Linked DNA regions of Homo sapiens: region 1 is linked to region 2. A link is a loop called in an ENCODE intact Hi-C map of the cell type or tissue named here. Cell type or tissue: heart right ventricle. All regions are shown on one strand. Each heading gives the region's core, and the rest is flanking DNA. Links, peaks and the distances in the headings are about the cores only. Region 1 has its middle 60 kb from the start of DLEU1-AS1. Region 2 overlaps LOC107984568 (a long non-coding RNA gene).

The links. Peaks named below come from ENCODE experiments on the same cell type or tissue, not always from the same donor. Only the 100,000 strongest peaks of a DNase experiment are listed, where the experiment ranks them.
Region 1: it touches region 2 in a loop (2.6-fold over the local background); 15 of 110 quality-filtered maps call a loop at or near these places.

What each region holds. Positions count from the first base shown.
Region 1 is chr13:50,584,443-50,589,819 of GRCh38, forward strand. No RefSeq gene overlaps it. Among named protein-coding and RNA genes, the nearest start is that of DLEU1-AS1, 60 kb to the left of the region's middle. In heart right ventricle, for the core only: no CTCF peak of the experiment used is centred there; no DNase peak of the experiment used is centred there.
Region 2 is chr13:50,690,711-50,696,087 of GRCh38, forward strand. It overlaps LOC107984568 (a long non-coding RNA gene), which reads right to left. Exons shown (of 3, transcript XR_001750074.2): 2 at 4,170-4,488. Among named protein-coding and RNA genes, the nearest start is that of DLEU7-AS1, 110 kb to the right of the region's middle. In heart right ventricle, for the core only: no CTCF peak of the experiment used is centred there; a DNase peak (open chromatin) is centred at 3,291; H3K4me3 peaks cover 630 bases; H3K27ac peaks cover 4,843 bases.

The DNA.
Region 1 (5,377 bases), core at 308-5,307, 110 kb before region 2:
CTGGCTAGGGCCCTTTATAAGGCACTAATCCCATCCATGAGGACAGAGCCCTCATGGCCTAATCACCTGTCAAAGGCCTTACCTCCTAATACTATCACGCTGCGTCTTAGGTTCCAACATATGAATTTGTGGGGGATACATACGTTCACACCATAGCAATCCCCAACCTTCAGTAAAAGTCTGTAGCTTTGGGGTAGATGGGTAGGATATTCAGTGTAAGGTCATGTAGTACAGAGAAGAGATGGCACATTCCAGAGGTAAGAAATAGACAAGAGAAAGGGAATTCAGAAGCAGGAATAAGAGCCAGAAGTGACACTAGGGAATTCAGGAGCAGGAATAAGAGCCAGAAGTGACAGTAAGAACCCAAGCTCCCCAACCTCTGAAATGCCAGAGATACTGCATAATAAGCTGAGCTTCCCAGAAGCCAATTTACTTATCCATGAACAAGGTGCCCCTAACCCGTTGGAACATGTAGGAACCCCAGTGGATGGTAAGTGTATGTACCCACTTAGAAGGAATGGAACAAAGCTAGCTTTCTGACAATGGACACACGTTTAGTCTGATAAACTGGGCTTGGGAGACAGGCAGAGGACAGGGACTTGGGACAGAGTGGTAGACAAGGAATGTGAGTGAGTCAAGGTGGGAAGGCTAAGGGAGCCCTTTGTGTGCCTCGGAGAACAAAGCTGGTGTCAGCTTTCGGCCTTTTTATGCTAATATTTTATGATTAAAAGTCTAATTCGTTCTTTGGGTTTTATGATTTATACTGCGTACTGTGTAAATCCAGGAAATCAGGCTAGGTTCTCCACGAGCCACATTTGCACAGCTTGATGAGGTTTCGCTTCCACACGGTGTGGCTATTTCTTAGTGGATTCTCTTCTACTTTTAGCCACAGAGCACTTCATCCTGCAGATGTCTTGAGTATGCATCAGCTGTGTCAGCAAAGATCCCTAAGACAGAATTGCTCCCCTGGGATGCCGAGCAGGGATTTACTTCTTTAAACCCCCTTTTATTTAAGTGCTGGCAACAGGGTTATAACAAGGAACATATTTCAAAACCATTTTCTCTGTCCCTATCTATTTCTGCAATCTTTATTTCAGCAAATAAAACCTAGGGTCCAAGTCCCATTTTTTCCCAGGATAATTTCGCCTCTCACACAAGAGTGTGTTTCTGAAATACTAAATCAAGGGGCTGTTGGGGCACCCTCAGAGCTCAGAGCAGCTTGAGTGTGAAGTAAACATTTTCTTTAAGGGGTCTTTCCACAGATATACCAGATGAAAAGTCCAGAGCACTGCGTTTTCCTTCACACAGACCTCAGGCTTTGTGACATCTGGAAAAAGTGGTTTGCTATTTGGACCTTCCAGCAAAACTCTCGTTCAATTGGATTCACATAAGACTGTGCTGTTCGCTTATAGTTTGGACAATAGCAACACCTCTCCTTTTACTTGGCAATGCTAGAAGCTATTTGGATAAAAATGAAAGCCCTTGAAAAAGCATTAGGGAAATTGTCACACTCCTGCTGTAAGGGTGTGAAAGGCTGTCGCTCAGTCTCCTGACCAGAGCTGAAAAGGTGTCTTAGCTCACCTGGATCATCTCAGCCCTCTGTACTGGGGTTTCGACTCCTGATTTTAAGAGCTGGCATCTTAAAGGTTTAGTCCTTGGGTACCAAGCAGGGGAGACACAGGCCCCACTTGAGCACAGAGAAGCCAGGCCAGCAGAGGAAGATAACCCATGGGGCAAACCCCCCTTTTGTTGGCCTTGCAGGACCTGAGTGAAACAGACCAATTATCCACCCCACTCACAATCCCAGTCCATGGGGCAGCACCTCCCTTCCCTTAGCCTAGGAAGAAATTTCCATGGGAGAGGATTTTGTTGTTCTGAGGGGCATTTGGATGAGAATACAAAGAGAATGGGAGGAAACGGGAGAGAAAAATCATCAAGATGAAAAATGAACAAGATTTATGAGGGCAACCCATCCCTCTCCCGCTGCTCAGTCCCGCTCCCCGAAATGTATTTTCCAGCTCCTCATACAGACTGACTTTAAATGAAGCAAGCTAGCAAGCTGCCATCACTTTCTTTGAGAGACTATCAACAGATTAATAGATCTTCCCAATATAGTAATTCTCCTCAAATCAAGCCTATATTTTCCATCACATCACTGAATTTATGTTTCCCTTGGAGTAGCCTAAGCCTTTGTTTATGCCTTTTGAATGTTCATTTCATATCCACCACTATTGTGTTTCCTTTTAGCAATGCAGTCGCTGGGCCAGGTTATATAGCTCTAAGTCTTTGGAATAAGTTTCCTTCCAATCTGTAATTACCTTCATGCTGCTTTTCAGATTTCCTCTGGGTATTGTCATCTTCTGTGCTCTGGTTCTCTGCCCTGTGCGGGGATGAGGGTAACTGGGCTGTGCTTGGATCCTGCTGCGTGGAGCAGGGTTTGGCATTTGGGGGTCTGCAGACTTTCTGGCTTCCACGCTTGCTTTAGGACAAGTTATTAAACCTCTTGGAGTCTAAAACTTCTCATTGGTGACAAAAGTAATTTTTGTCTCTTCCTTCAATCCCCTCACACTCTGTTAACCTCCACACCCAAGCCTGGCTGCTTTATTGATCTCATTCTCATAGTCGTCTATCCTCCCCAGGTCTCAAAACCCTACTGGATATGGCTACAAGATCCAGGGCACAGAGAAGAGAGAGGACGGGTCTTTTGTGATTCTCCCAGCAGGGCAAGAGGTGTGAAGAAATACCAGTTGCCTTGTAGAATACGGACAGAATTGAATGTAGGCAGAGTGAGAATTTGAACTTCTGGGAACAAAGTTGTTAAATAAACAGAATGTTTGCATTATAGAGTCTCAAGAGGCTGCTCTGAGACCGCCTTCCTCTCTGCATCATGTTCGGCCAGTTCCTCTTTGTCTGAAAAACTCTAAAAGACTTCTCTCCTGCTACTTTGTTCTTGATTTCTTTTTGTCACCAAACCTCAGGCTTTTTGTGCTGTTTTTCTCCCATATGTGCTTAAATTTGTAAAATAAATTCATCTGTGTCTTTTGGTTTTATAGGAAGGTCTTGAGAAAACCTGAAAACCGTTAGGACTTCGAAAGGCTGCTTGATTAAGATGCCACTCCCATCCCCCTTCATTTAAAAAGAAAAGCTCTTCAAAGTCTTACAGCTATGAAGACCATATTTTTAGGTTCCTTGTGGTTACTTTAATGTCTGACCTTTCTTTGACATTGTGTTTGGGAAAGGCAGGGGATATCTCCAGAGATAAATTTTGATCCACCATTTTCAGTCCACGCCAACTCCCAAATAGTTGACCCTGATTCATCTTGAAGGCAAATGCTCGGCTTCTTTCACTCTCACCCCTTGGGTGGCGCATCACTCAGACCTTTTGGTTCCCCTTTCCCATCCTCTCCCTACCTCCTCCCAGTTCACGCAAACAAAAGTTGCCCCATCACCAAGAAACTCAGCAGTCCTGACCTTTTCCTCGCCTTTGCTGGTTGTTTGCCTTGGATCTGCTTTTTGGTGCTAACGGCCCAGGCATGAGTCCCAGCCTGGGCCCTGTTCTTTAGGGGATTCAGCTCGGCTTCCCTCGGCCTGCCTGCACTGCCCCCTAGACTGCCCCTCGGTGGCTACCCAAACAGCCAAGGCCCTCCCACACCCAGGTGCAATCTAGTGTATTCCATCAAGGGGTGGCCAAGGCAGTCTGTGTGGGCAGTGCGTGGGAGGAACTGTGTGGGCAGTTCATGGAAGTGAGAACTGATGTTGGACAGAGCCAGGGAGGAAAGGACAGGAGGATGGGTCATAGGCTGGGACCTAAGTGATAGCATCCAGTTTTCCAGAAGCTCTGACGTTCTGCTGCAGAACTGTGAGGAGTCTGAATTCTAAATGGGTCCTCAGCCTTCTGGATATATTTATCAATATAGAGGAGCAAGCATATTTAATGATTTGTGAGCTTCTGTGTAACTTTTACAAATCTAGACCTGTGCTAGGCAGACCTCCATTTATACTCTTCCCTAGGCCTGCTAGAAGGTGTTAGGGCAGGCCTGCCCGGGACTGCAGCTTAGAGCAGTCTGATTTTGTTGATGGGGGTGAAAACTGTCAGAGAGAGGTGCTTTCTGCTGGATGAAAGGAGAGGCTGGAGGCCAGCTCCCCAGACCCAGCCTTCTAGGTGTTCCTACGGCTTTTCTATCCAAATGTCTGCCCCCTAAAGGGAATGTGGCTCTCTGGGGGAAGGGCTGTGCTAGTTCTAGAACGAGTCAGCTTTGGGGAGCAAACATGGTACGTGCTCTCCTAGTGGAGCATCAGTGGCTTTGCAAGCTGGCTAGGCAGTGGGCCCCAATCTATTTTATTAGACCCATCACTCAAACTGAACCCAACACATTACTTTACACTGGCGCGGGGGTACTCAGTGGGTAGACCCCTGAGTCTGTCAGGGGTAGACTTTTCTTTCCTTGTTTGGCTCATTCATGCCCTGTGATTCCTAAAGCATTGCTCATCTCAAGTCTAAGTTGCTGTGCCCCTTGAGGAAAGTTAAATATCATTGTGTTCTTTACCTCAAATGAGTAAAAAAGAAACGTCTTCAACATGGTGAGTTTTCTTAAAACCTCCAATAATATGATTAAACATTTTCATGGTTGATGAAATAAACTTTTCAAAGTAATATGGAAAAAAATGATTCCATTTAAATACCTTTTAGCCAAAAAAACCTATGAAGCTTGTTATGCAGTGCAGGAACAGAGACTTTTGCAGGGCTTGCCTGAGCATCTTGAGGTCTGTGGTTCAGCTACCAGCCCCACCATTGACTCAGGACTCAGCTGGGGTGGAACCCTGCAGGCAGACAGGCCTGTGTGTCCTGGCAGGTTCCCAGAATACAGGCCAGGGTGCACAGGCAGGCAGGGAAGTGACTGAGTGTGTACATGTGAATTTCTGTGCAGACCTCTGCAGAAGCAGCTTGAAAGCCAACCTACTAATATCTCAAGGCTTCAGATTTCCAGAATGCTGACCAATTTATGACTAAGATATGCATTTCTGTGTTCAGGCTACCCACAGATCCAGGGCCATAAATAACTGCCAAAGAAGAGAAGCCTTCTCTCTTCTCTGCTGTTGCTTCATTTTATAGTCTCAGGAAATCTCATCATAGGTAAGTAGTACCTCGAAAACTTAGCCACATTCCTTTGCAAAGAATAACAGAAAGCAAAAAAATACAAACTGCTTCCACCAATCCTGGATAGGCCTGTGTGAGAAAAAGTTATGCATTCATTTAATAAATGTTTATTGGGAGCCTACTATGTGTCAGTCAGTTAGGGCAAGAGGTGTGAACCAGCAAGGATCAGAAGCTTGGCTGAGTTACACAGGGCAGGGTGGGCTGAACTGGGGCAAAAGG
Region 2 (5,377 bases), core at 310-5,309:
ACTCCAGCCAAAACACTCAGCATTGAGGATTCAATAATAGGTACAAATAATGTTCAGATTTATGTAATTTGGGTACAAAAAGTATGCTTATATTCCCAGTACACTTTCAAATATGACATTGCTTATATGTCATTCTTCTTCTTTTTTTTTTTTGTTTAGAGACAGGGTCTCACTCTGTTGCCCAGGCTTGAATGCAGTGGTGTCATCATAGCTTGAACTCCTGGGTTCAAGTGATCCTCCCGCCTCATTCTCCCAAGTAGCTGGGACTGCAGGTGGGCACCACCACACTAGGCTAATTTCTTTATTTTTTGTTGTTTTGTAGAGACAGGCCTTGCTCAGGCTGGTCTTGAACTCTAGGACTCAAGCAGTCTTCCTGCCTTGGCCTCCCAAAGTGTCATTCTTTTTTGAAAAGGGAGCTTGATTATTTCCATATGAATTATGCTATCACCTGATTTTCCTCACAGAGACCAGTGCAATGCAGAAAAGATCACATAAATATTCTTATCATTCAATTATTAGAAAAACTGGAATTTCCTTGGATTATTCTGTGGAATTTACCATCTCCCAACCGCTATTGCAATTATTTGGTCAGCTGGTGGCCTGTCTCAACAGAGAGGGCAGGAAAACAAACAAAAAAAACAAAACTCTTGAGTAAAATTATCTTATCAGTCTCAAGTGGTTAAAGCTGCCATGCAGGGCCCTCTGTGTAAAGAAATAGTTCTCCCCCTTCAACAACTCTGAAAAGTAAAAGAACAAAACTGTGCTCTCTCCAAAAAGCATTAGTGACAGTTAGAAGGCGGAAGGGGAGAGATCTGCTGACTTGACAAACCATGATTACTTTTTACAGCTCATGAAACTGTCTTTTTAAGAGCTGTGCTCTATGACCTTAAGTTTATTGCACTTACGATTCTAGAAATGTCATCTTTTGGAAAGATGAGAAGCCTCAATGAGAAAAGACAAGATTAATAGCATAGCTTTTGCCCAGTGCTAAGCATCTTAGCATTTGTTGCCAAACAGGGAAGAAAATGGAGAGCAAGTGTGCTGCGGGGCTGTGCCATCTGTCAGCACAGACAACCCCTAACCCCACTTCGTTCCTTAATAGCAAGGTCTGTTAGTCTGCTCTGCTTTATAAACTGATATATCATGGCCTAGATTGAATCACGGCTTCCCTCCCTCATAGATGGTGACCTGGAATACATCACATTACTTTCTGTGAGTCCCCATTCCTTCTAGTATAAAAAGAGGGTAGTAACGGCCTTCTCTCTGAGAGTTGGGATAATTGGCAGCTAAAAAGATCTTGATAAAATATGAGTCACGTAATGTCACTCCTTTACTCAGAACCCTTGAATGGCTGCCTGTGTCACTCTGAGTAAAAGCTAAAATCCAGACAGTGGTCCACCAGCAAGACCCAGCAGGATATGGAGCCCCATCCTCTCTGACCTTTTCTCTGACCTCTTTACCTCCAGCCGTGTTGGCTGCCTTATTACTCAGGCAGGTCCCTGCTCATGGTTCTGCCTCAGGGCCTTGACACATACTATTCCTTCTGCCTCGAGCTCTTCTCCCCTAAGTGTTTGCATGGCTTAGATCCTGAGCTCTGAGGACCTCTACCCATATATCACCTTCTCAGGGATCCTATCAACACTATTCACAATTGCAAACTCTTTCCCCAACCCCTTTCCTCCTTTTCTGCTTCATTTTTCTCCAGAGCACTTGTCACCAGATAACATGTTTATTTTACTCATTTATTATGTTTATTATCTGCCTTTCTCTTCTTGAATGAAAGCCAGTGAGGGTAGGGATTTCTTTCTGTTCACTGCTATATCCCAAGCACCTGGAATACTGTCTGGCACATGGCATTCAGTAAGTATGTGTTAGATGAATGGATATTAAATAATAACAAAATTAAAGCACATAGCACTGTGCCTTTGGTTAAAAAAATGGTGGGAGGAGGTAATAGAAGAGGCACTTGAATATGTAGCATGTTCCACATTTTATTCCCATGACTTGTTGCAAGTGTTAAAGAATCAGCCCAGTTATTTGCTAGTCACAAAAGGAACACATGTGAAAGATGTTTTTTTGTTTTGTTTTAAAGAAAATGCTTCTTTACAGAAGAACACCATCTGATAAATACAGAAGGAATGATAGAATCTTAATTCTATCATTAAGAATCACCATTTTATAATCCCTAGTGAAGTCATTGATTCTGGTACAGGTCAACAATAGATGCTAAAACCATAAGATGAAAGATGGATGAAAAAGTGGAAAGCTGAGTGAGGCTAAAATATCAATCCACTGATTTCTCACTAGCCACATAGGTTAAAATATTGAAGAAAAAAACCAAGTATCCTATTGCCTTCCTTTGCAGCATCGGGAGCCCCAGGAGATAAGAGGGAGGCAAGGAGGAGGGGCTCCTGGAAACCCACTTCCACCCATCCTAGAGCCACAAGCAGAGACCCTGAAATTTTTTCAGGACAGGGCTCCTGACACATGACATATGGCCCAGAGCGTTCCCCCACTGGTGTGTGTTTAGAGCAACTTGCAATCTTTAAACTTAGCAATGGAGCTTATGAATGAATTATATTAGCTAATGAAAGCAGTGAAATACTGAGCTATATTTCCCCATTTATTCTATTTTTGCTTCACGTTTCCTTTCATTATTAGACAATTTGATTCAAATTCTATTTAAGTTTTTAAAAAAAGCAACCAGTTACCAATTTCAGTGGTCTCATCTAGCCCCCTTATACCTCGTCATGCTTATCCTACAGCGGACCAATAGTCCAGAAGCCACTGCTGAGGAGGGAGCTTTGCAAGCCTGATTTGTCCACCCTCCCTCTCTGTAAACTGTCAGGAAGAGCCTGGAATAGGTATTAATATTGCTGGTAATTGCACAGCCATTGAGTGCTTTGATTTTTGCAAAGAGAGAGGCGACAAAATTCAGTTGTAAAGTGACTCCTGCGGAAACCAGGAATTCAGCGCCCATAAAGAATGGAGTCATCCGGCCCTAGGCATCCTGACGATTAAATACTCTATGAGGAGGTCCCACTAAGCTTAGTTCCTTTTTCTTTTCTCCATGTTCTGTTTATTCCTTTTGAAAGGAAAAGCAAAACTAGCTTTCCATACCCAGTGGAGAGTTTATCACGGGGAATAAAATGTCAACAAGTCTTGAGAGTAGCTGGGCCCTAGACTGCATGGGGACTGGCTTGTAAGTGATAGCATTTTAAAAACCCATGTGACATTTCACAGGAAAGCAATACAACATCCCAGCGCACAGTGCAGTGAGGCTGGCCAGGCCCCAGAACAGAGTGGCCTCACTAACCACATTCCTTCTTCCTGAGGCCAGCCTTGGGAATTCCTCCTCCTGGGTTTGGCAGGCTGGCTTTCCACTAGAAAATTTGCATAAAATTTAAAAATTTAAGTTTGCTGGTGTTAGAAAAAATGGACAGTGAGAGACCAGAATGCACTACCCCGAAATATGAAGGATTGCTGAGCTGATGGCATTTAAGAAAGAGCAATTACAAGAAAGCTCTCTTCCCTCAGGAAAATACTTTTACAGAGACAAAAAGGTATTCTTTTCCCTCTCTTCCCCACTCTTCTCCCATGGAAAACAAAGGCTAACCACTGAAGACAAGCTTTACTAACTAACCCTTCCTCCAAATTGCCACCAGCCCATACAAACTCAGAGTCCTTTCCCTCTGTTTTATCATTTCTCTAAAGATGTACTGTTCTTTGTTGAAGATGCTATATAAGCTGTACTTCAAAGCCGTCTCTTTGGGATGGACTCATTCCCTGTGTGTCTCTTATGTATATATAAAATATACATGCTAATAAACTTGTTTTTCTCTTATTAATCTGTGTTTTGTAACAAGCTGGCTGGGTGGCCAGCTGAAAAATTAATAGAGTTATTATTTTTCACCTACAAGACCAAAGATGTACTTGGTGTTTCTGATTATATCATAGCCAGAGGGCAATTGTGTGGAGGCCCGCATACCATAGATCCCCTAGTCTCTGGCTCATTTTCTTTCCCTCTTTGAGCGTAGGACTCCCAACTTTTATCTCCACGGACTCCATACTTAAAAACTTGATTTTTAAGCTTGCGCTGTGTCTTAATGTCTTAAGTGATAGCCCAGATGGCCTTCTGGTTTTCATCTAACTTTATAAAATAGGCCTACCTGATATTCTCCTTGGATGAATGCACTGGGAAGTCTAGTGGATGAGGTCCTGGAGGGCTAGTCTGAGCATAGTCAGAGGTGGGGTGGAATGATCTGCCAGACGTCGTTTCCCATGAGTTTTCATGATCAGAATCAAGGCCTAGAATCAGGAGGCAGCCCAAGAGAATCAGCTCAGGATCGGGAGCCACATGGTCAGAGTATGAGGCAAATGGTCAGAACAGAAGGTCAGGTTGAGACCTGGGGAAGCTCCCTAGATCACAGTGTGTCGTTGCAGAGGCTTTTAATGTGGCACCCAGTGCCTTGAGCCTGAATGGGTGGACTGATGAAAAGAGCTAAGAAAAGCAAACATCTCCAGGTACCCAATACCAATTTTGAGGACCTGTCCCAGCCCAGGAAAATACACAAATGGACAATGGTCAACCCGTACATGCCTGTAGGGCTCTGACCCATCAATGAAAAGAGTCAAACTCTGTAAGATATTTGAAAAGATTTATTCTGAGCCATATATGAGTGACCATGACCGTGACACAGCCCTCAGGAGGTCCTAAGAACATATGCCCAAGGTGGTCGGGGTGCAGCTTGGTTTTATACATTTTAGGGAGTCATAAGACATCAATCAAATACATTGAAGATATACACTGGTTTGGTCCAGAAAGGTGGGGCAACTTGAAGGAGGTCGTGGGGGCTTCCAGGTTATAGGTAGATTTTAAAATTTTCTGATTGGCAATTGGTTGAAGGCGTTATTATTAGTAGAAAGAAATATCTGGGTTACCATAAGAGTTTGTGGAGATGAAGGTTTTATTATGCAGACGAAGCCTACAGGTAGCAGGCTTCAGAGATAATAGATTGTAAGGTTTCTTATCAGACTTAAGGTCTGTGTTGATGTTGATGCTGGAGGATATAGTGAGGCAAGTCTGACTCTCCTTCCCCTCATGGCCTGAACCAGTCTTTCAGGTTAAATTTTAGAGTGCACTGACTCAGGAGGAGGTCCACTCAGATGACTGGGGGGCCTTAGAATTTTATTTTTGGTTTATACCCACAACCTCTGCAGCAATTGACCCAGAACAATAAGGACTTGATCAATGGTGGTCAGCTTCACTATTTTTTGCCTCCCCTTGTAACTCTGAACTACTCAGAGAAGGTCAAATATGGTCCCCCAAAACAATCATATAAGATGCGCCACTTCTATTTAGCCTGACTCTGAATGG